Regions from separate parts of the Mus musculus genome. Here all the other regions are linked to region 2. Evidence: chromatin loops called from intact Hi-C (ENCODE). Cell type or tissue: left cerebral cortex. All regions are shown on one strand.

The links. A loop is a pair of places that touch in the nucleus more often than their neighbours do. Peaks named below come from ENCODE experiments on the same cell type or tissue, not always from the same donor. Only the 100,000 strongest peaks of a DNase experiment are listed, where the experiment ranks them.
Region 1: a loop joins it to region 2, with 2.3 times the contacts of the local background. A loop is called at or near these places in 11 of 42 quality-filtered maps.
Region 3: it touches region 2 in a loop (1.9-fold over the local background); 5 of 42 quality-filtered maps call a loop at or near these places.

Annotation. Positions count from the first base shown.
Region 1 is chr8:22,645,646-22,653,645 of GRCm38, forward strand. Polb (polymerase (DNA directed), beta) reads right to left here and starts at 7,792. Exons shown (of 14, transcript NM_011130.2): 1 at 7,669-7,792; 2 at 7,415-7,472; 3 at 4,844-4,910; 4 at 2,537-2,611; 5 at 1,768-1,826. The coding sequence starts at 7,729. In left cerebral cortex, no CTCF peak of the experiment used is centred here; DNase peaks (open chromatin) are centred at 4,815, 5,222, 5,523 and 7,827; H3K4me3 peaks cover 2,070 bases; H3K27ac peaks cover 1,022 bases.
Region 2 is chr8:22,892,760-22,900,759 of GRCm38, forward strand. The region is part of intron 3 of Kat6a (K(lysine) acetyltransferase 6A); the gene reads left to right. Among named protein-coding and RNA genes, the nearest start is that of Gm46036, 36 kb to the left of the region's middle. In left cerebral cortex, a CTCF peak has its summit at 3,549 (motif pointing left); a DNase peak (open chromatin) is centred at 3,569.
Region 3 is chr8:22,701,953-22,709,952 of GRCm38, forward strand. Ikbkb (inhibitor of kappaB kinase beta) reads right to left here and starts at 4,631. Exons shown (of 22, transcript NM_001159774.1): 1 at 4,518-4,631; 2 at 4,130-4,252. The coding sequence starts at 4,234. In left cerebral cortex, no CTCF peak of the experiment used is centred here; DNase peaks (open chromatin) are centred at 4,255 and 4,638; H3K4me3 peaks cover 1,471 bases; H3K27ac peaks cover 1,190 bases.

The DNA.
Region 1 (8,000 bases), 250 kb before region 2:
TCATGATGTTTCCATGGATAAGAACTATCCTTGGAGCTTGACTTGTTCAAGAAGAAAATTAGTAATTCTGAATGATTTAATTGTGAAAACACTTTTATTTGCATTTACATTCATTTATTTACATTTATTTGAATAGGATTTCCAAGATGGCCTTCCTGGAGATTTTAACTTGGACTTAGTGACTTCTATCATATTTACCTTCTAATGTCTTAATTCCTTCATCTACAAACTTCCTTGCAGCAGGGTCATATACAATTAGGGTCATATACAATACCACGGAGCAATACATAGGAGCCACAAGCTATAACACTCACTGAGCCATGGAGGCAAGTTTGGGTCTTCCTCAAGCACAATGAATCGCTATTAGAAATGAGTAAAAGCGGGCTGGTGAGATGGCTCAGTGGGTAAGAGCACCCGACTGCTCTTCCAAAGGTCCAGAGTTCAAATCCCAGCAACCACATGGTGGCTCACAACCATCCACAACAAGATCTGACTTCCTCTTCTGGAGTGTCTGAAGACAGCTACAGTGTACTTACATATATTAATAAATAAATCTTTAAAAAAAAAAAAAATTAAAAAAAAAAAAAAAAAAGAAATGAGTAAAAGCCAATCATAAAACCTGCTTTAGGGGCTGGTGAGATGGCTCAGTGGGTAAGAGCACCCGACTGCTCTTCCAAAGGTCTGGAGTTCAAATCCCAGCAACCACATGGTGGCTCACAACCATCTGTAACAAGATCTGACGCCCTCTTCTGGAGTGTCTGAAGACAGCTACAGTGTACTTACATATAATAAATAAATAAATCTTTAAAAAAAAACCAAAACCTGCTTTAGGTTTATAAATTATCACTGCAGTCAGTTACTGCTCAACAATAAAGTGATGTGTTATGAAAAGCAATTTAGCTGGCAGGAGCAATAGGGACAGCACCCATATTCCTGAAGCACTCACACTGTGTCAACTTTCAGTATTATAGAGTAAGAACAGAGACAAGAAGGAATGCACATGTGCGCGCACGCGCACACACGCACACGCGCACACACACACACAGTAGTTTGGGAGACTCTGCAAACATCATACTATACGTGGTACAGAAACTGACACTGATGTTAGGAGCTAATTCATCAAGGAAGAAACAACACTGAACAGGGAGTCAGAGTCCTGAAAAAGGACTTCAGCTGGTAATATATCAACTAAAGGACTTCAGAAGAGTGCTATACCAAACTCTCTAAATTCCCTTCAAATAGACATTTTAGAGTAGCCTTGAATCTCTGCAGAGTCACGCTGCTTTCCAATTTCCCATGTTTAAAACTTTAATAAAGGTCACTCAATGGGACAATTACTGTACCTCTACAGGAATGTTCTGTCCCATGCAGATGAAAGGAGAGCAAAGCACCACAGACCTAACATCTCACCACTAGGCTTTCATGTGCCTAGTGTTCAAGACGCTCCCTTTGTGGCCAGCCTAAAATTAATATTAAGATAAAGATTTACAAGCCCAAGTTTTAAAAATGGCTGAGTTCTTGTTCAAGTTCACAAGGTGCTGTAAAGAAAATACTTAGGCATGCTCAGAGCAGCATATACAGTCTGAATAAAAAGACAGATGTGCAAGTAAGTACTGGAGTGGAGGAGGATGAGAGCTGACATTGGGAGGGAGGAAGGGAGGGAGGGAAGGGCAAGCCTGGAAAGGAAGCAGCAGGCTCCATATCTAGTTTGGCTGACATGAAAAGAAGCCGACTTTACAGCCGTGTCTGTTAGGAAACAGTTCCTACCCAATGCCAGTAACTCGAGTCAGGAAATTGATGGATGAACTTGTATCATCTTGACGAATCTTTATGAAAAAGAAAAATCATAAAATCATTTAAGAATGCTTTGTGAACTGAAATTATCTTATTAGAAATATACCCGTATGCTAAAAATAAAGCAAAAAAGTATTTGTGTTTGCAGAGAACACAGGGCCTGAATAGTTAGTGAGTAGTAACAGAGTAGCTACAGACTTCTCATCTCTAATTTATTCAATACATGGGATTTTGGGGGTTGTTTTTTATGCATGTTATAGAATAACAAGATCTAGCTAATTATAAATACATCACCTCATTTAGTTATTTTTGTAGTACCATTTAATACCCACAGTGTTCAATTTTCTAATATTTTTAAAAGGTCTCTTTGTAAAAGGCCAGAAATGATAGAATTAAAACAAACAAAAATCATAAAAGCTGCTCAGGGGCGTTCATACACAGATATAGACACGTGAATGATAATGACTTTTTCTCATCCAAATTTGCAATCACTGTGGAGGGTACAATGAGAGGAACTCCGCCCCCGGCCAGCCGTGTCCTAAGCCACACACAGAGCACAGAGGCGGGAGAAGAGGCTGTTCTCTTGGGACAGCCTCACTACGCTGCCCAGGGGCCTTCCTCGCCTCAGTAACACCGTAAGGTCCAATCATCGTTTTCCCTCCCGAGTCTCACTAAAATGAGGTACTTTAATCACTGCGCTATAGGCCATAAGGAAGGACAAGAAACCAAGTTAAAGTGTTACCTTTTCCAGTTTACGCAATTTTCCAGTTGCTAAAAATTCATCAATCTTTTCAGCAATTTTTGTTCCTACTCCTGGCTATACAAAAAATTAAAAATAAAGAAGACATATAAATACAATGCTTACCAAATCCCAAGAGACAAACACTGAGGAGTAAGAAACAAGTGATTACTGGACACGTTTTGAAGCAAAAGGTACAGAAAACTGAACCCTCCCCAGAACAAAGTGCTTAAAGGATTGACAGAGAAGAACTAGTAAGTAACTTCACAGCACTCTTGGCTGGAAACGCACATCAATAGGAAAGTGGCTGCCTGGCTCGTGAGAGGCCCCGGACATGTTCCCCATACTTCCCCCTGCACCCCCTTACTTCTATTAAGGGAAACTGAGAAAAATGGGTTGGCAAGATGGCTGTGTGGGATAGGGTACTTGTTGCCAGGCCTCATACCCTGGGTTTAGTCCCCCCGGAACCCACAGGGTGGAAGGAGAGAACTGGTTCCTGCAAGTTGTTCTCTGACCTTCACATGGGCACCACTGCATGCATGTATTTGTACATATCCCAAATAAATGAATGCAAACAATTTGTAACTAACAGAGAAAGGAAAATGTGAAAATAAAGTTACATACGCAGTATCAAGATCGCTTAGGCTCATGGCCCTGAAAATTAAATACAAACATCACCTTTACTCTCATCCTCTAACATTCGCTTGTATTATTTAACTGAGACTGTCTTTTAGAACAGGAGTAGTTCATGGCAGCTTTATAATTAGGTCAAAGATTTGAAAACGAAGGTTCACCAGTAAGATATGTTCAATAAATTCCTACAATGAACTAATATGCAGTCATGAAAAACACTGCAGTATTTATTGGTAAAAGAAATCAAGTGTGTTAAGGAAAAGTACATATATGAGATAGCTCAACAGTTAAGGTCATTTATTGCTCTGGCAGAAGCCTGGGCTCAGTTCCTAGCTCCTACAGAGTGGCTCACAATTGTGTGTGTGTGCAACTTCGATTCCAGGGAATCCCATGTGCTCTTCTGGCCTCCACAGGCACATGGTGCACATAAACCACACAGCCACACACACATATGTAACAAAAATTTCTTTTTAATTAAAAAAATTAAAAGCGCCGAGCAGTGTTGGTCCACACCTTTAATCCCAGTACAAGGTAGACTGATCTCTGTGTTCGAGACCAGCCTGGTCTACAGAGAGACTTCTAGGACAGCCAGGGTTACACAGAGAAACCCTGTCTTGAAAAACCAATAAATATATAAATAAATTTTTAAAAGTTTAAAAATTAAAAGTAACTACACCATTAAAACCCAATCCTAGCCCCCCCCCCCCCCAGTCCTTGCTTTGCTATGTCAGAGGTGAGTAGAAAGGGCAGCGCCTGCACCTCTAAGTTCCATCGAGTACTGACTGTACAAGACACCTTACACAGAACCAGGAGCAGACACCACGTCCCACAAGGCCTAACTCAATGTACCTAAGATCTTAGCTTCTTCATCAGCTACAGTAACCACACTTTAAGAATTCAATAGCTAGAGGAGGCTCATGGCTGCAAAACTGGATAGTGTTCTTCTCAAAGGTAAAACATGAAAGAATAAAGGCCTCCTCTTTGTACTGCATTTCCCAGTTCTGAGGGATACACTTGCTCAAAGTTATAAACTAACCAATTCTTGTCATTTAGTAGCTCCACTGGTCTTCTAAGGACAAAATCTTTGAAGTGAAAATACTGGGTCAAAAGATACACACTCCTTGGATCCACCTTTAGTCCTGGCCTACTGAGGCTGAGACAGGGGTCTCTGAGTTCCAGGCCACCTAAGGCTACATAATGAGATCTTGTCTCAAAAGACAAGGTGGGGGATGGTATATACATATGCTGTCAAATGATCCTTCAGAAAGACTGCCAGCGAATACTCCTCCCGCAGTAAACACTTCTGCCCACATGCATTATTCATAATTTGACAGGCATTACATAGTGTCTTGTCTCAGTCTAACTTTATTGATGAAGCCTCCTGTTTACTGGTCCTCTTTATTATTTATTCGTGAGAGTGAATGCAGACATGCCAGAGCACGCACTCAGAAGTCAGAGGACAAACTGCCAGAGTCGTTTCTCTCCTTTTCCCATGAAGTTCCAAGGACTGAAGTCAGGTTCGGCAAGCAGGCTTGGCAGCAAGCCTTTATCTACTGCACCATCCGGCCAGGCCTGTTTAAACCTCAGGCATGCACACTAATATGACATGACCCAGTTTCTTTCTTTCTCCCCACCCCCTCCAAAAGACAGGGTTCACTACATGCTCATTAAGCTCACCAGTTTCTTAGCTTCCGCTCCGCTCTTGATTTTGTGTGGGTACTTGGCTATCACAGATGCCGCTTTTCTATAAAACATACATACAGAGGAAGAAAAAGAAACAACTGAAAATCCAGCAATTAAACTGAAATTCACATACTACCAAATATCCACATTCAAGCTTTACAAAGAAAGATGGTTTCCTACTGTGTAGAACTGACCGACGGATATTCAGGGACTTGGAAGGAGCAGACCAGAAACTGGTGAGAAAGACGTCTGGGGAAGACAACAGGCACTGAGACTCACCAAGGCTGCCCTTGCTACAGCTACTCCTGAGTGCCAAATCTGCCAACAGCAGAGACCAACACCGAGCCCCAGATGTGGCACCATTTCCCAGTGTGACCTGCCAGTGACCTCATGTAGGTTGACTACATTGGGCTGCTTCCTCTGTGCAAAGGACAACACTTTGTCCTTACTGAAGTAGGTTCTTATTCTGGTTATAGATTTGCCTTTCCAGCACGTAATGTTTCTGCCAAAGCTACCATCTGTGGATTGTTTTTGACCAAACAATCCACTTCACAGCCAGAGAAGTGCAACAGTGGGCCCACATTCATGGGCTCCATTGGCCTTACAACATTCCCTGCCATCCTGATGCAGCTGGTCTGACAGAAAGATGGAATGGCCTTCTGAAGTTACAGTTACAGCACCAGTTAGGTGGCAGCAGCCTGGTGGCTGCTCCTGACTCTCCAGAAAGTGGTATATGCTTTGAATCATCATCCAACACAGGATGTATTTTCAGAAAGCATCTTCACCAAATGGTGCTGAGAAAACTGGATGTCCTCAAGTAGTGGAATAAAAACAGGACCATATTTATCACCTTGAACAAACATACAGGCTACTGGTAACGCCTTTGGTGGTACCCTAAAAGCCACCAAAGAAGTAGAAGGTAAGTTCCTATTGCTGAAGAAATAATGCATTTCTGAGGCCTCTGAGCTAGCACTGCCCTGAACTCTCCCTTCTCTGAGGACTGGCTTTCATGGTATCAGAAGGCACCACGCAAGCTTCCAAAGGGGGGAATCCACCAACAGTCCTACACAGCTATGACACCTATGACGCACAATGACCTACACGGCATGCTAACTCTAAGGGTGCAGTGGGGACACATATATCTCAGTGGTAACCAACAGCTCTTTAATTGGACTTAAGATTCACTCATCAAGAGGGAAGTAAATCATACCTGCTACCAGCAACCTAGACAACTACCCAGGGCTAGCAAAGTCATAGGTCTGAGAGAAGAATCTACAACCACCACTTTCCCAAAGCAGTACAATCCCTAGCTACAGTCTACACGTTCATCCTTATACCCACAGACAAATGTAGCCTTCACATACCCACAGCAAATGTAGCCTTCACCTCTCATCAAGAAAACTGCTCTTTGCAACAGAGACCACTATAGAAAAGCACAACCAATCAAAATGCAGAGTTATGGAGCCAAGTTAAATGGATACATCTATAAAATAACTCCTAAGCCTAAGGCCCAGGGAACACTGTGGAGAGGGAATGGGAAGACTGTGAGAGTCAGAGCATCAGGGAAATGGCGGGAAGGCTGTGTTGCCCAGTAATGTCAGAAGCTATGCTCATAAGGTCTTACTAACATGACTGCCCAGACATGAGCTGAACAAGGAAGAATGTGACAGACACACCACAGTGGTCAGGACCTCAACCCTACACAAAGAACTACAGGAAACAGTCTTTCCTAACACATCAGTTGGTTATCCCTGAAAATATACAAGTAGCATTACACAGTTGGAACAGATTGTATTTATGTATTTAGGAAAATGTGTGTGTGTATGTATGTGTATCGAAATATGTGTGTATATATATGTGCACATATATATATATAATGAAAAAAGGAGGTTATGAATTTGAGAGATCATAGAGGGTTATATATGGAAGTGTTTGGAGAGAGGAAAAGGGGAAATGATGTAATTATAATCCCCCAAATAATCATATAATAATAATAATAATAATAATAATAATAATAATAATTCGACTTCAAATGAGGAAATCCAGGCATGGAACAGACTATAGGAGAACACTAACTGTAAGGCTGTAAGGGCTAGCTTGGGGAAAGCAAGGATAGTTTACTTTTACTGTTAGAAGCTGAGGGGCTTTGGGATGCTTATAGGTTAAGTAGCTGACTGTGGGAAGAGCGGCCAGGAGAAGGTGCCCGCTGAGGTTTGTAGTGATAGGCAGGCAACTGGTTTTCAGGAAGGTGACAGCCCATCCAGAAGGAAAGGCGATTTCCTGAACTACATCTATTTCACAGTTCAGATCTCGTCTACTGTTGTTTATTATGTTTTTTAAACTGTATTTCCAGTCAATTCAAGATTAATGGTGGGAATATATGCATCAGACACCTATTTTCAGTCGGAACTGTACAGTCTCCTGAATTAACCCTATAACGCCCTGCCAAAACCCTGTATAGGTTAAATAAAGTGCCACTCAGCTTTGAACCACTGGGCACCGGCTTTCCATCCCTGCTAAGTGACAGCAAACTAGGATGTCCTGGAACGCCGGCTAACAACGTACCTGTACGCATTGTACTTGTGGATCGCCTGGCTCACGTTCTTCTCAAAGTTTGCGAGTTCTGAAAAGACAACAAAGGGCTCGAGGACACAAGTACACACACCCCCGCGAACGCGGGTCCCGGGATGGAGGTGTGGGCGGGTTCCTCCACCGGCGGCCGCGACGGACGCAGCCGGGGCGCTGCGACCCGCGGGGGGGGGGGTGGGAGAAGCGAGGCCCGGCTGAGCAGAGGAGCCGGAGGGCGGCCCGGGACTCACCCACGAGCATGTCCGTGATGCCGCCGTTGAGGGTCTCCTGCGGCGCCTTGCGTTTGCTCATGGCGCCGGGGACCCACACCTGGGTCTTACCGGTGGAACAATGGCGGCGCCTGACAGGGCGCAGCGCGGTGACGTCACGCGCCAGGCTACGGGGCGGGGCTAGCGGGTGCGGGTGCGGGGAATCTCTGGGCGGAGGGGAGCTAGGAGGTCAGGTTTACCTCCTGGTGAGTTAGCCTGAGAGATCAAATCTGCTCTCCTGGTCTGAGAATAGTCTGATTTAGAGCCCGAGATGCAGACGGAGGTGGACGTTGGCTGCTGTGGACAGTAGCTAT
Region 2 (8,000 bases):
AGGCAACTTTAAGTGTGTCTGTTATTATATTCCTTATACTAACGAGGGTCTTGCCCAAAGTAATGCCAGAGTTGGGAGACTAAGTCTGCTGATTGTCAGGGGAGAGCTAGAAGGGGCTTTCAGGAATGAGAGTGCTCTGGAGGGAGAGCATAGGTGTTCTCTGACCAGGTGTGTTGGCTCGTGCCTGTGAGCATGCAGGAGGCAGAGGCATGAAGGTGATTGCAAGGTCAAGGGCAGCCAGGGTTACATTTTAGCTCTGAATATCAAGATATCAAGACCTTCATGTTCATTGCAGTTTTGTGCACTTAGTCCAGCCAGACTAAGGTTTAAAATAATTCTTGAACAAACTGGTGAGCAGCACCATTTTTGTCTCAAAACCAAACAACAAAAACCTTTATAAACAGTCCATGGATAGGAGTGAAGAAAGATAGAATGGCCAGGTAGGTTGGAGAAGGGAACTGGATGCCAGCATGTAGCAGTTAGCCATTGGAGTATGGTTTATAAATGTTGAGCCACATGAGTAACTGGATAAAAATATTTCAAGAGGATTAATCTGATAGTAGTGTATAGAAAAAAAATTTAAAGGACAAAGACACAAGGGTGTCAGTACATGTAAGAGATTGCATGTGGTATTTTTTAAACATCCAGAGTTAGACATGTAAAAGAAACTAAAGTGGAGGTGATGTCAAAGGAAGAGCAAGGGAATCATGATTTGGACAATCCTATTGGATGACTGAGGCAGGAGGGGATCACTGACATTAGACAGCTCTCAGGTAATCCTCAAACGTGGAAAGGGAGAAGACTCACAGCTTCTTAGGATCGAGTTTCAATTCTGCAGAGCAGCAAGATGGCTCAGCAGGTGAAGGTGCTTGCTGCCAAGTCTGACAGCCTGAGTTCAGCCCCAGGGAGGGAGGGAGAACCAACTTTCAAAAGCTGCTCTCTGACCTGTACATGCGAAAGATGACATACATGCACACATGCACATATATAGTAAATACATGTAGTAAAACATTAAGGAAATTCAGTTTGGCAAGCATTTCTATTTTTTATGCCATCCAATTAAGACATAGAAAGTTGGGAACTAGGAAAAGGGAGGAAGGGCTGTGAGCGGGATGTAAAGTAAATGAACAATGAATGAAAAAAATAAATAGAAAATAGTGAAAACTGAAAGTGATCTTTATTAACCTAATTATTAACTTTCTTTTGCCATTAATTTTACTATTGTACCTAATTGTAGATGCTATTGAATAAGTGATAAAAATAGTTCAATTTAGTTACACTTGATTACAGTCCCCCAGATTATAGAATCTAGGTGACGAGGCTTTGAGTAAGTAACTGATTATCCTGTTTGGAAATAAACATGGTTCTCTAACACAATTTTTCAATTTCAAGAAATGCTTATTTTACAAGGCTTTAGAGTGATTGGGAGTTAAAAGTGTAACTATAAACTGTCAGAGGGATTTGGAAGGGGCTGAAGTGATGAAGGCAGTTAGTAGGGAAAAGGACTGAGTGGTAAAACTGAGATGGAAGACTAACCTGGCCACAGGAGAACATGTTGTTCTACAGCGTTCAGTTTTCTCAGTATCGTCTGAACACTATCAAATACATATGGATTTTCTATAGTGAAGGCTAGGAGCCAGTCCATTTTCCTCATAATACTGGAAACAGTAAATTGTCCAGTCTTTTCTACTTTAGGACTTTGATTATGTAATTGATAATATGAATAGTATATAATTGCTTTCTAATTAATTTCCTGTGTACTTTGTTTTCATCACACAGTTACTTTTGAAAATGCACTGCCTTTCCTTAGTCTCACTGGTACAGTAGGGTGCTTGCCAAGCAGGGGCACTTACCAGACATTGGATGCATTGGATGCTTTCAAATGTAGCAATTCTTGTGATCCTCATGTTCAACCATTTTTTTAGAACAATTTATTTTTATTTTATTTATGTGTACATGTGTGTTTGGGTGCAGTGTGAGTGTGTGGGTGCCCGTGGAGGCTGGAAGATCTTTTGGAGCCGGAGCTATGGGAGTGTGTGAGCTAGCTGCTTTGTGTGGGTGCTGGGAACCAGCTCAGAGCCTCTGGAAGAGCAGCAAGCTCATAACCACTGAGCCATGTCTCCAGCCACCTGGGACTGTACTCTTGCCATCACTTCGTTTCCCTCACGATACCATGCCTGAGAATAGTCCAGTTTCCAGCCATCTACGCTGGGACCCAGCCGTTAACCTTTAGGTACTTAGATACAGCAGAAGGCTTTAGCAATAGGTATTTTCAACCATGCTTCACATCTGCTAAAAGTTAAGTTCTTTCAATTGCATCTATCTGTGGGAAAATTAATTTGGAGTTATATTTACCTGATTATTGGAGAAGAAAGGGTCAGGACAAGCAATGTCCTGAAAAATCTCTGGGAGACTCAAAGAGGTAAGATCTAAGCTGTCACTTCACGGGGCAGACTTGAGAGAAGTTTATGGTGGTTCATGTAGAGTGCTCTTCCTGGATGAGAGAAGTAGTGTCAGAAGTGGATTTAACTTTGAGAATAAGCAGTACTCAATGCACAATTTTTAATTCTTAGATTTGTCTTGCAATAAAGTTGTTAAGGTGAGTTATTTTTATGACACTAGATAAGAAAACTCAATTTTTTTTAATGTGGGCACAGTAAGTATGAAATAGTGAAATTTTAATTTCAGTAAAAATTAATTATTAATAGTCGATTTAAATAGTTTTGATTTTTGTGGAGCACTTCAGTTGCTTTTCTAAATTTAGTCAGTAGTCCCCATACAAGATAGCCCAGGGGGAGAGTTTCATAGACACAGGTAAAAATAAAGGGGTCAAAGTAAGGGCAATCAAGGCATAGCATGCTTAAGTCATCTGCTTTGTGAGAATGGGGCAGGTAAAACAGCTGGGGCTATTTTGTTAATGTGCTAAAATTACATACACGCAGAGTGCTGTAGAACCATATCACCACTGTCCATTCCCAAAACCTTTGTCCCCTCAGTCATCTTAGACCTGACCTGTTAACCGGGAGCCTACTCCTCTGCCCGTGCACTCAGGACTTCCTGATTTCGGGAGTTGCTGTAGGCTCCTATGACGCACTGTGGATTGAACAGTGACTTGTAGGCCAGTTACTTTTCTTTTGCATGTTTAACAGACACTTTGCATTCAGGCCTGGAAGACCTATGCAAGCATTATCTCTCTCTCTTGTCTCATGTTCAGAGTGACTGCTCTTTGTTAGTGTCATTGTTACATGAATTAGATACTTCTTAATATACCTTTTTGTTTTGAAACTGGATCTTGCTGTGTACTTATTCAGATTTTTTTATCTTAATTTTCACTAGGCTTTACAAGATAGTATTTCAAGTGATGGATTTGGAAATCTCAAAATGTTCCTTATGTAAGATATAATAAAGTTTGTGTCTAGAAGTTATTCCATGATCTAAATTTTTAATAGACAAAGCTACTGGGCTAATTTTTTTTTACTGTTGGTGTTTTTCAAAGATGGTTTAAAAAGTTCATATGTTTGTTTCAATACTGCCATCTGGTGACTATTGAGGATATTTCAACATGGGCTTAAACTTGGCTTACAACCCCATAATGTCATACAATTGAATGTAGGTTTTACAGGGGGAAAAAAAATCAGTGAGCTAGGTGTTTGTGGCAGTGCTAACCTGTGTGGCATTGTGCAGTTTCACTGCATCCTTGGTTCTGAAGCTACACTAGCAGCATGTACTGCCTGAGAGCTCCCACTTACAACCCCAGTGAACATTACTCAAAGGGCCTCAGTTCAGATCTGGACGGGGCCATTGTGTGTTATCAACTGTAGTGTTTTTATCCTACAGTTAAATGTTTCTACTGCTGTAGAAACATAATGGTTTAATTATGGAAAATAATGACCACTAGGATGTTACAACTGCCATTCTTTCACATGTGAATATCAAACCAGTGCATCTTTGGAATGTATTGTATTGGAGTAGTTGCTTTTTAAACTTACTATTTTTAAATGTTTAAAAGTTAATAATATTTAAATTTGAGTTGCTGACAAATTTCATAAAAAGTTGTATGGATTTTGGCTTGGGTTTAGGACAGAGTTTCCAATAATTTCTAAAATGGCCTTAATTATACGTCTGACATTTTATACTATATATTAGGGTGAAACAGCATTTCCACAATTATAAAATCAAAATATTGGTAAACTTTGAATAATGTTGACATTGCTATGTCCTGCATTTTTAGATATCCAGCCAAGATTTAATTCCTTATGTAAAAATAAACAAACCTGTATATCTTACTGTGCAAATTTACTTTCATTTTTAATGAATGGTAAAAATAACTGTGCCAAAGACCTGTCTTAAATTTCATTATTACCTACTATCACTATATATTGAGTTTGTATGTCTACTTTTTGTATCTATATAACTGGGAATGTTTAAAAAATTTGAGGGACAAAGGTGATCACAGGTAAAATGAAGCCCTGACATAAGGCAACAGCCAAGAAGTACAGCAGAAGTGTGCCCAACCCTGGGTCCCAGGGCTTTAGAGAGACTGAGGGAGGGGAGCTGTGCTGGTGGAAGTCTCACATAGTGATTGGGACAGTGAAGTCACCGTGAAATCACCCAAGCATCTATATACTATCATTTTATTTTTCTTTACATACAGGTTACTATTTTTACTGTTTTTCTTCTGCCAGATAATTTAATTATTCAGCAGTGTTATGTGTGCCCTGCTTATTATATGCTGTTCACTGCTGTCAGTACAGTAATGTCTTAAGGAGATAAAACTCAGAACCTTTGTACGGTTTACAGTTGGACAGATGTCAGTTAGACACCCCTACCCATCAGTTAGCGAATGATGAAGGGAATGAGGAAAGCAGGGAAAAGGACCTTGTGAAGGATTATGTGGGTGGATTACTTCCAAGTGTTTAGTAGGGTGTAAGGAGGCTAGTAAGAGAGCACCCTACTAACAAGGTTATGGAAATCTGAAAGGTTTACACAAGAGCAGTCTGTATAGAAAAAGCAAAGGCAGGGGCCCTGCTTTGGAATATCTGACTGTGAAGAAGCAGAAGCATGGACGATGGAGGGGATGGGTTAGGACGTGTGATGAGGTCAGATGTGGTGGGGTTTAGGGTTAGCCGCTGCAGACCACACAGGGTCATTTAATCTGAAGTGGAGGCTTGTACTAGATGGTTTGAAGCAGCTAAATCACGAGCTTCACCTTAACTCAGGTTCCACTCTGGTCGCCCTGTTTAATGGAGTGTAACCTTAACTGTAGGAGTCAGGTGACTTTTATTTAGACCACAGGAAGAGTAAGGCACAGGATTAAGCTTGGACAGGTCTGTGAACATTGATAGTATAGCATATTGTCTGGTTCTTCATAGACCTTTAAAGGTTGTCTTTATGGATTATCAGCAGTGTTCAGTAGTCGAAGTCTTGCTTATAGAGTCTTACTTGGAAAATTTCTTCTGTTTGTCCTCTTAAAAATACTGTCTTTGGTCTGAAACAGTGCATCAGTGTGTTACACATCAGTGTGTTACTTTCTTTCGTTTGTGTTCTTTTGTACATCCACATGCACACCCCCCATCTCTCATGTCAGATGTTATTTTATTTGGTTTTAAATTAAAAACATTTTACGTTAATATATAATTAGTTTCAAAACGTGTTTTTCGTTTTGTAAGTGTCTGCGTGTTTTCTTCTGTGTAGGTCTGCGTACCATCTTCATTCCTGTTCTCCACAGGTGCCAGTAGAGAGCATCAGATCCTGGGACTAGAGTTACAGACAGCTTTGAGCTCCTGTATGGGGCTGGGAATTGAACCCATGTCCAGAGCAGCCAGTGCTTTTAACCACTGAGCCAAATTTAGCACCACATTACCTCCCTCCCTCCCTCCCTCCCTCCCTCCCTCCCTCCCTCCCTCCCTCCTCCATTCCCCTCCTTCCTCTTACTGCTCTCTTTCCTCTCTCTTGTCTCCCCTCCTGCTCTCATGTTGCACGTGTTCGTCCCTCTCTCCCTCTCATGAACCCAGTGTAGGTCTAGTCACATGTCATTGGTTTTCATGTAGCAAGTAACAAGACAGCCAGTTTGTCTGGCTACGTTTCACATACTGCTTGAATGAATAGATTTGGATGACCTCAGTAAACAGGGCTTGGGATGGACAGAGCCCAGTTGTAGGTTGTTAAAAGGAATATTAATAGCAGTACCACTACAAGGAGGACACGGTACACAACACTTTTCAAGGTGTTAGGTATGATTTCTATTTTCATTAGAAATTTTATATTCTGGACTCTAGATAAAGCAGACTGTTTTAAAATACTTTTACTTAAATTTTAATTTTTTTTTTTTTTTGAGACAGGGTTTTTCCGTGTAACCCTTGCTGTTCTGGAACTCACTCTGTAGACCAGGCTGGCCTTGAACTCAGAAATCCCCCTGCCTCTGCTCACAAGTGCTGGGATTAAAGGCATGTGCCACCACTGCCCGGCAATTTAAAGAAATTTTATTCATTGGAAACTTACTTATATGGGTGCTCAGAGTTTGATAGGCAATGTTTTTGTTTTGCTCTTCTTAGCCCCAGACAGTCTTACTTCTGCACTTTTTCTTATGTTGTAGAACCTTTTATGTAGCCAATTTTTAGCAGGTGATCATATTTCTCATTTTCCAGAAATAAATAAAACTATAAGAAATGGCATCCTCAACTTTTCCCTATTTTTGCTCCTCCTCCAAGGCAAACACACACACACACACACACACACACACACACATACACACACACATACACACACACACTATTCTAGTTAAAACCAGTCTTTACCCATGCTTTAAAAGTCACCCTTTTTTCTAAAGCCATTCTGTATTGGTGGTGTTCATTCCTGTTAACTACTAACTGCATTTTACCATTGTGTATTAGGAGCTACGATGGCTTGAAATTGTTTTTCAAGTTAATAAGCACAAGTGGGGGCAGCTCTCAGCCCTGTTTCATAGTGTGTGCCTACTTGCTTCTGTTCTTGTTTGTTTCCTGAGTGTTTGACTGTTTTGTCCACTCTTCCACATTTAAATAGGTTTACCTTCCATACCTTAAATACTTGGAATATATTGAGGCCATATGGTATTTCCTTTTAGCAACTTATTGTCTACTTTCTGTCCCATTCACAACAGTGTTCATTTCTGACTGTAGTTCTTCCAGTGTCACCGACAGGCACTGTGTTTTCCGTAGTGAGGTCTTAGGTGCAGTTTTATCTTTCCAGTTACTGTTACGTACTATGTCAGGATGGCTGTCCTTGGAAGAAAGGAAGAGAGAGTGTGTTAGAAACGATTGCTGGGGCATAATGTTCTTGTGATTTTTATGGTGGTGCTGTGGGCATTGATTCCATAATAACTTATGGAGTGCACCTACACTGTGTTTTTCCTCCCAGTAAAAGTACACCGTATTTTTCTAGTATGCTTTGATTGGAAAGTTAGCGTTTAAATTTAAATTGATGAATTAATATTGGTTAGAAATGTGGTAACCCTGTATTTCCTGAAATACTAGTGGATTTGGATATTAGTATTCAGAATTTAGGAGAGAGAATAGGCTAGAGAAAGGTTTTAATGATGTGAATAAGCAGATGACAACAGAAAGTACCCAGTGACATGGAGTAGATAGAAAAGGATACAGACTGAGGGGCGACAAGAACAATGTCAGAGACGAGGAACACCAACATGTACACACGTGTTCGAAGGAAGAAAAGGACACCAAAAAGATCAGACTGAGAGAAAAAGAAAAGAGAAGCAGAAGAAGAGGAGTAGTGACAGAAGAGTGAGTTCTGGGAAGAAGGCTGGTGACAGGGCTCAGTGAGTGCCCTCTGACCTACACACAGCCAGTAAACCTAATGTAAGCATTTGGAAAGAGAACCTCGCTCCATATAAGACAGTGCTTGTTAGTGATATCATAATTACTTGATTACAAGCATGCATTTACTCTAATGTGTTTGCTCTTTCAGTACTATTTGTGATATTCATAAAGTTCTTTATTTTA
Region 3 (8,000 bases), 190 kb before region 2:
TCTCGGAAAGAATTCGAGAGCCAGGGGGACGGGGGACGGGGGGGGGGGGGGGGGGGGGGGGGTTGCTATGGGAATGCCTCTCCTAGCAGTGTCAGAAGTTACATCGATAAAGTCCTGCTAACAAGACTGCTTAAGCATGAACTGATCAAGAACAAAAGTAATGGACATGCCAACGTGGACAGGGGAAAACCAGGAGGCCTCAAACCTACACAAATAAGTACAGGTAACCAAGGAACGCTCAGAATGGGAGACACACTCTAACTGGTTATCCAGTAACAAGTGGTCAGCCCTGAAAACATGTATATAAATAACCTTATACAGACTGGACAGGTTGTATTTATGTATTTAGGAACATATATATGTGTGTGTGTATAGCAGTAATTAATGAAAAAGGAGGCCATATTTTCAAAGAGAACAAGAAGGAGTAGATGACAGAGTTTGGAGAAAGGAAAGGAGGGAAGAAATGTGTAATTATAATCTCAAAAAATAAAATAAATAATTTTTCTTTAAAAAAAAAAGTGGTCTAGATTCATCTTTATTCCCAACATAACAAGTGGTGGACACAACCTGTCCCTATGACAAAGGGCTACAGCTTCTTCAGTCTCTCTGCAACAGACACACAATGACACGGTGGGCTCCCATCTCACCCACAGAGGCCAGGCCAGGCTCTAAGGAGAAAAGTGTGGCCGCCTCCTTGGGCAAGCAATCATGGGGCTCAGAGGCCAGCGGTCCTTTGGCACTTTATCACAGATGGAGAAAAACTCAGCCCTTCCAGGCATGCCAATTAAAAGAAAATGAAGGGTCTCATCCGTAGGGAGCCTTGGGCAAGCCATGACTTTATCATTTCCGTACACGCCGCTCTACCCACTCAAGTGTCTCCTTTCCCGACAGGTCGTCTGAAGTCCACTTCCTCTCAAGAACCTGATGAAGCAGGAAAATAGGGACAGAGTACCTGTCACAGCCAGCACCTGCTTTGGACTTTGTTTGTTTTTGTTTTGAGACAGGATCTCGCTATGGAGCCCTGGCTATGGTGGAACTATCTCTGTAGACCAGGTTGGCCTCGAACTCACGAAGGTTGGCCTGCCTCTGCCTCCCGGGTGGGCACACAGGTTAAAGGTGTTGTTGCCTCACGCAGCAGGCAATTGATAAGGATTCTTGATGAGCATTAGTTATTAGTATTTTTACACATGAGCATATCTTTATGACTATCGGTTTAGTCATAGCTTTAAGAATTCATTCAATGTAGGTAAAAACAAATAAAGGTTGGTGTCATCTCTTCATTTGCCTGCACGGAGCTCAGGCCCATTCGTAATAAGTCCTCACTGGGAACTGAGTTCCAAGACCACACTGCAAACGGAAGTGACCTTAGTCTTACAGAAAAGCTTAGCGCTACTTCACAGGAAGAATAACTGATAACCCCTTGCCTTCTAACAACCAGCATGGTCTCTATTTCCCAGCACGGATTCCCCAGGTTTGCCAGGCTCTTTCCTATTAGAGCACACTGATGACGTAATAGTTGCAAAGGATCCTGGGATGTTTCCACGGTGTACTTCCTGTCACAATGAGGGTCTATTTATGCATTCAACGAGAAGTTGTGACCCAAATGCATGAATTAGCAAGGTGACAGTAAGGATTCCAACCAAGTGCTATGTGGTGGGGAGAGTGTGTGGCTCCTTCCCCTGTCTACCCTCAAAAGGAGCTGGAGGCTGAGGTCCCCGGAGTTGTATCTTTTTCCTCTCTCTTTGTCTCTCAAGGTCTGCTGCAAACAGTAGCCTACCCGAAGCACAAACGGTTTGCACTGAGCCTTCAGTGAGATTTAGGGGTGCACCTAGGCAACAAAGACTGACAAGGCCACACTGTGTGTATCTGGAACCCAGGGAGTTGCAGTAGCGTCATCTGCTACATTTGAGTATCCCTTAGTTTTTCCTTGGTGCTTCAAAATGGCTTGGGTTGGTTGCGAAGAACCAAATAGTACCTACAAAATAGCCGGTTATATGCAGGATGTGTCCTAAACTCTAGTTCCATCTAGAAGAAGCCACAGTGCGGGTGTAGCATCTGGATCGGAATAGATGTGTTAAAAGCATGGCTTCTTTCAATATATTACCTAACTCCCCTGTGCTTCCAATTCCTCAGTTATAAAACAGAAATTAAAGCTGTTGACCCTGGTATGAAAGCATGTAAGAAAGGTAAGGATGATACGCAGCTCATGGTAACGCCAAACAGACCCAGCATGTAAGAAACCTAGCCCGATCTCGGCATGTAATGTATTTACATCAGTGATCCTGGTTCTTGGGCCACGTTTCTGACTCAGGGCCTCTCAAGGAACTTCTCTGTGACAGCTACAAATATTCTCATGCCTATAGACAAGAGACAGTGTATGAAGTAGCAAGGGGATGTCTGGCGCCAAGTACAACTAGCATATTTTAGCTGCATCCATCCAGAGGCCCGGAACAGAGGCGTGTCCAACAGAAGACATGCAGCATCTTCTGATCTTAGATGTGGGTTAAAGATTGCTTTTATGCACCCAAAGCAGCCCCCAGGCTTCCCCGAGATCAGTCCATGAAGACAGCAGAGGATGTCCAGGTTTAAGCAGGCGGGTTCTTCAGCCAGTACTCCTCCCCAACTCCAGCCCCTGCCCTCTCTATCCACCCAAGTCCTGTTCACACTAACCCCTAAATATCTCTTCAGTCTGCCTATTTCTCCCTGTCATCACCACGATCAACCTGGCTGGTCTCTCACCTGGACCACTCAATCTGAGTCAAGACCTTGATTTTAGCTCTTTAGGAAGGATTCCCTAGAAGGGTGGCCTCTCGTTTTGGTATGTTTTCCAACTGTTGACCAACACTGGAATCCTAAAATAGAAAAATAGGCCTCCAGACAGCACTCCCCGCGGGGTCTATCAGGAGGTTGAGTAACTGGTCTGGCAGAAATGAAGATATTCTAAAGAGATACTTTTAAACATTGGATGCCAGAGAGATGGGAAATTCCCCAGAAATTTCATGTTGGGAGAGAAAAAGCTCCCAGCCAGAGGGGGAAATTGTCTTCTGGGTTACAGATTTCTAACACATTCTCAGAAAAATCTCACAGGATGACAAAACCAGGCCAGTGGTAGGCTGGACCACAGTACTGCTTAGATGTGAGTATCCTTGGCGTTCTATTTAGACCTTAACCTAATTTTAGGATCATGGAGATGGACTTGGTGGGGGGGGATCTGTCTGTCCTTCTTCCTAATGTGACCTCAGTGAATGAATCCCTTGCTTTCCACTATTAATTTGCCTATTTTAATTGGCTTATTGAGGACTCAGCTTAGGGCACAGGCCATGACCCCCAAGTTTGATAGTCACACATCACGTCTGATACTCAAGTATCCTGAGGTTAGTAAGTACTCTTTAGCGGAAACATCACAAGTACTGTGTGCTCCTGAGGCACTGTGATGAACTCATTACCCAAATCGGATAAAATAAGTCTCCCACAGTAAACAGCCGAGCTAGAGAGAGTCCTGCCAAGAATCTCAGCGTACTTACTGCCAGCCCCCTCCCCCAAATTTTTTTTGGAAGAACACAAACTTTTAACATGAGCAACGCACATCAGACACATAAGGACTAAAATAATAGGAATAAAAATTAGATCCAAAAATGAAATCAGTCCACATCACTCAGCATTATATGGCGGCACATGGAAAAGAAAGAAAGAAAGAAAGAAAGAAAGAAAGAAAGAAAGAGAGAAAGAAAGAGAAGAGAAAAACCTTGGGGTTATCAACTACCTAAAATATTTTAAATAAAGTTATTTAAAATGTTTTTTATTGCTCTCATCTTTTTAACACTGCCTGTATTCTACAACATTTATCACAATGTAATGTATTACGTGCTAGTCTAAATATTAGTAGAAATATAATTTCAAAATACTTGGAATGACAGCTTACTCCCTCATGTGTCCTTCTAAGTGGCATGGTTATTAAGGTTTTTTAAAAAGAGTCAGTTTAGCAGCTCACAGATCCCCTTTGCAGTCCTTTTTCTTACGCTCCCATTGGACAACGCCAAGGTTAGGCAGGGATCCACCCATTCACACCGGGCCAGGTCAGAAGAGGCGCCAAGAAAGCTCACCCACCTTCCTGGTGCCAGAGCCCTACCTGATTGTGCCACCGGATGACGTTTCCAAATCCCCCGGTCCCCAGGCGTTCTTTCATTTCCCAGGCTCCACATGTCTGGGTTGGGAGGGACGGTGACCAGCTCATATCGATGCCCTGCTAACTCTAGAAGCAAGCAGGGAGAGAGGACAAGTTGAGAGTAAGAAGAACACTGGAGCTCAAGAAGCAACTGGGAGCAGCAGTGGCTGCTGCCCTGCAAGGGGAGGCTAGGACACCGGTGTAGTTAACAAATAAAAGTTGCGGCGGCCGGGCCCACCGGTGGGTCCGCTCAGCATCGGGCGCGGCGCAGCCACGGACCCCGGGGAGAGGCGGAGCGCACACCCGGGTGAGCCGGTCCACGCGCCGCGAGCCGCCCTCGCGTGGGACTCACCTGCCCCGGGGGCCGCGGGGCCGCCAGCGACACCCGCTGAGGACATGAAAACTCGGGGTCCCCACGCAGCCAGCCCAGCGCCACTTCCTCAAACACTTCCTGCCCTGACGTCACGGGTACTAGACGGCTCTTAAAGGGGACGCGCGAGCCACTGGCTCTCGGAGACGCAGCCACAGCCAGCCAAGGTGCTGGACCTGGCGGCGCAGGACCTGGCGGCTTGGAGAGCTCTTCTTCACCCTGGCACTTTTTAGGCTGAGCTTGATCCGACTGGCTAGGCAGTTAATAAGGGGAGAATCTGCCGAGCCCCGACTAGTGCTGACTTAGAGGCTGTCCTAAGAATTGCCTCCCTGTCCTCCCACCGCTCCTGGTTCAGTATTAAGAATAATCAACCATCCTGATGCTCCTCAGAAAGTAACACACCACCATCCCCCTCAAAGAGGAAGGGAGGAGAGGGAAGAGTACAGAGACAAAACAAAAAACTAGCACTGTCTATCAAAAATGGAGTTTGAGCACTGGGAGCATAAAGAAATTACTAGTTATTAGGTCAAGAGGCTGGGTATTGTCTTCTCCACCAGGACACCCCACACGCCTACCAGCATCCACCCCTGCCTCTAACAAGCCAGGTTCAGCCGCTCACCTCCCATAGCCTAATTCACGATACAATTACCAATGGAAAGGAGAAAAAGAGGTTTATTCAATGTGACTACATTGGGGAAAGACAGCGATCTAATCTCTCTCACCCATACCTCTGCCGATCCAAGTCTAATTTTGGGGTCCTGCCATGAGGTTTGGGTTTAAGTGGAAGGCAAGTGGTATACATAACTAAGTAGTCATGCTCAATATATGTTCTGGTCCACCATCGTTGTCTAGGCTCCAGTTTCTCCTATGATGTGGCGTTTGTCAGACGGTGTGAAATCTCTGCTCCTCTGAAGGTGGCACAGTGGCTCCAGGCTTCTGACATTTACTGGCTTTTTAGATCCGAACCCAGCAGCGGACAGCGACCAGCAAGGCTAACAAAGTCTCCCTGGATTGAAAGCCAAAGATCTTTGTGGGATAACCTGGGGACTCTAAGCGTTTGAACTCAAGAATAGAGCAAATAAAGAACTTCTCACTCTTTTATTATTAAAGCAAGCAAAACATGAGATGATGTTTACAGAGAGCTTAAGCAAATACAAGAACAGCAAGTGAAAAAACACTTGGTATTATGTCTTATCATCCTTGCACCTGTGGGAAAAAGCCAAGAATATTCCTCCCAGGACCCCACCCTTCCCACAGAGAGAACGTGGACATCCCAAGCCATACCCTTCATGTCGCCCCTTTTGAGAGCATCCACTTTTTATGGGGTTTGCAATTATTTCTAGAAGGCCACTTGTGGAAGAACATTCTGCACTCTGCCCCAACCACAGCTCACGGGACAGTCACAGCTTTCTTACACGGGTTCCCACGTGGCCTCAGATGATGTTCCTGGGGGAGATTACAGTTTCTCGGGGTCTGTTATGTCGGCAGTTTAAAAGTCAGAAAGAGGAGCTCAGGAGACTCTTTAGCCTCCATTCCAGTCAGGACAACTGCAATAACCTTGTAGTTATTTCACTTCCTATTTTGAGGTAAAAGATTCCTGTACTTGACACAAATACAAGTGGAAGTGGGAATCAAGGGTACACTGTATCATCCAAAGAAACAGCTCTCACCTCCTCAAAGGAATAAAAAGATCATAGTTTATTCTGAAGCATGTATGAATATAATGTTCCAACATGGAAGAAGTTTTAAGACGTTGTACAGTTTTAAGGACTAAATCAAGGTAAGTTTGAAATGCATCAATGGAGACCTCAGAGAGATGATTATAGCAAGATGGGGGAAGCTAGTCTGTGAATCATCAGATGTTCTCGGATGACACTCTTAGCTTTGGGTTGAGTGTTTGGAAGGTGTTAGCCCACCAAGTTAATAGATTTCAAAAGCTGGGTTTTCGTTTTAATCTCTTAGCCACAGAACGTCAGCTCTGACACAGAGGTGGGGTAGCAATGGGTGTTCCAGATGAGGTAATTAGCCTCTGTAACATTCCAATCCTTCCACAGTGCTGCAGACGGAACCAGCCTCTGTAAACATGCCCTCTTGTAAGGAGGTCTCATTCACAACTGCGTTTAGTTAGTGACAGGTTGCCACACAGAAGAGCCATTTCTCCTTGGTTTGGGTTACCTTTGGGAGAGCTGGCACAGGCAGCTGCATTCTGGTTCTGAGGCAGTCTTGCTGTGAAGCCCAGGTTGATCTGAAACTGAAACTCCCTTTCCCATTAGGTCCTTATTCTGATTTCCTGTTTATGACACTATATTCTATTCACCCTTCCTTGCACGTCCTCTTACATTTCTATCTTGAAGATACAGAATAGTTTGGCCTTTCTGTCAAAAAAATCAGGTGTCTGTAGGCATGTGGAGTTATTATGTCTGGGTGTTCAATTATACCCCATCAATATGCCTGTTTTTATGACAATATCAAATGTCTTACTTTGGATTTTATTGCTGTGAACAGACACCATGACCAAGCCAACTCTTACAAGGACAACATTTAGTTGGGGCTGGCTTACAGGTTTAGAGGATCAGTTCATTATCATCAAGGCAGGAGCATGGCAGCATCCAGGCAGGCATGGTACAGGAGGAGCTCAGAGTTCTACATCTTCATCTGCAGGCTGCTAGCAGACTACTGGCTTCCAGGCAGCTAGGACTAGGATATTAAAGCCTACATCCATAGTGACACACCCACTCCAACAAGGCCATACCTCCTAATAATGCCAATAGTCCCTGGCTCAAACATATACAAACCATCGCACCATGCTAATTTTATTACCATAGATGCATAGTATAATTTTAAATCTGGGGTGTTGATAACTCCAGCAGGTCTGGAGTAGAGGCTTCTTTTATGGAACTGGGTACATTTGTGTTTAGTGCATAAATATTTAGAATTGCAATATCCTCTTGGTGGATTTTTCTCCTTTAATGATGTAGTGTCCTTCCCTTTTCTTCTAATGAAGTTTTGTTTGAAGTCTACTTTATCATATATTAAAGTTGTTGTGCCTGTGTGAATGCTTATCTGTGTGCCTGTGTGTGCCTAACTTCCTGCCTGTTTCCATGCCTGTCTGCATGCCTGCATGCCTGTCTGTGTACCTGTCTGCCTGCCTGTCTGAGTGCCTGTTTGTGTGTCTGTCTGTGTGTCTGTCTGTGTGCCTGTCTGTGTGCCTGTCTGTGTTTCAGCTCCACTTGCTTGGAATACCTTTTGTCATCCTCTTCCTTTAAGGTGACAGATGTCTGTCCTTGATCATAAGGTATGTTCAGGCAGGAGAAAGATGGATGCTGTTGCTTTTATCTAATGCTTTTACCCTAATCTGATAGATGTGGATAAGTGCAATGATGCTTGGTTTTTAGTCTTAGGGTACCCTGGCTTTTAGCATTGGTCACAGATCTGAAGTTCTGTTTAGAATTCTGAGTTCAGACT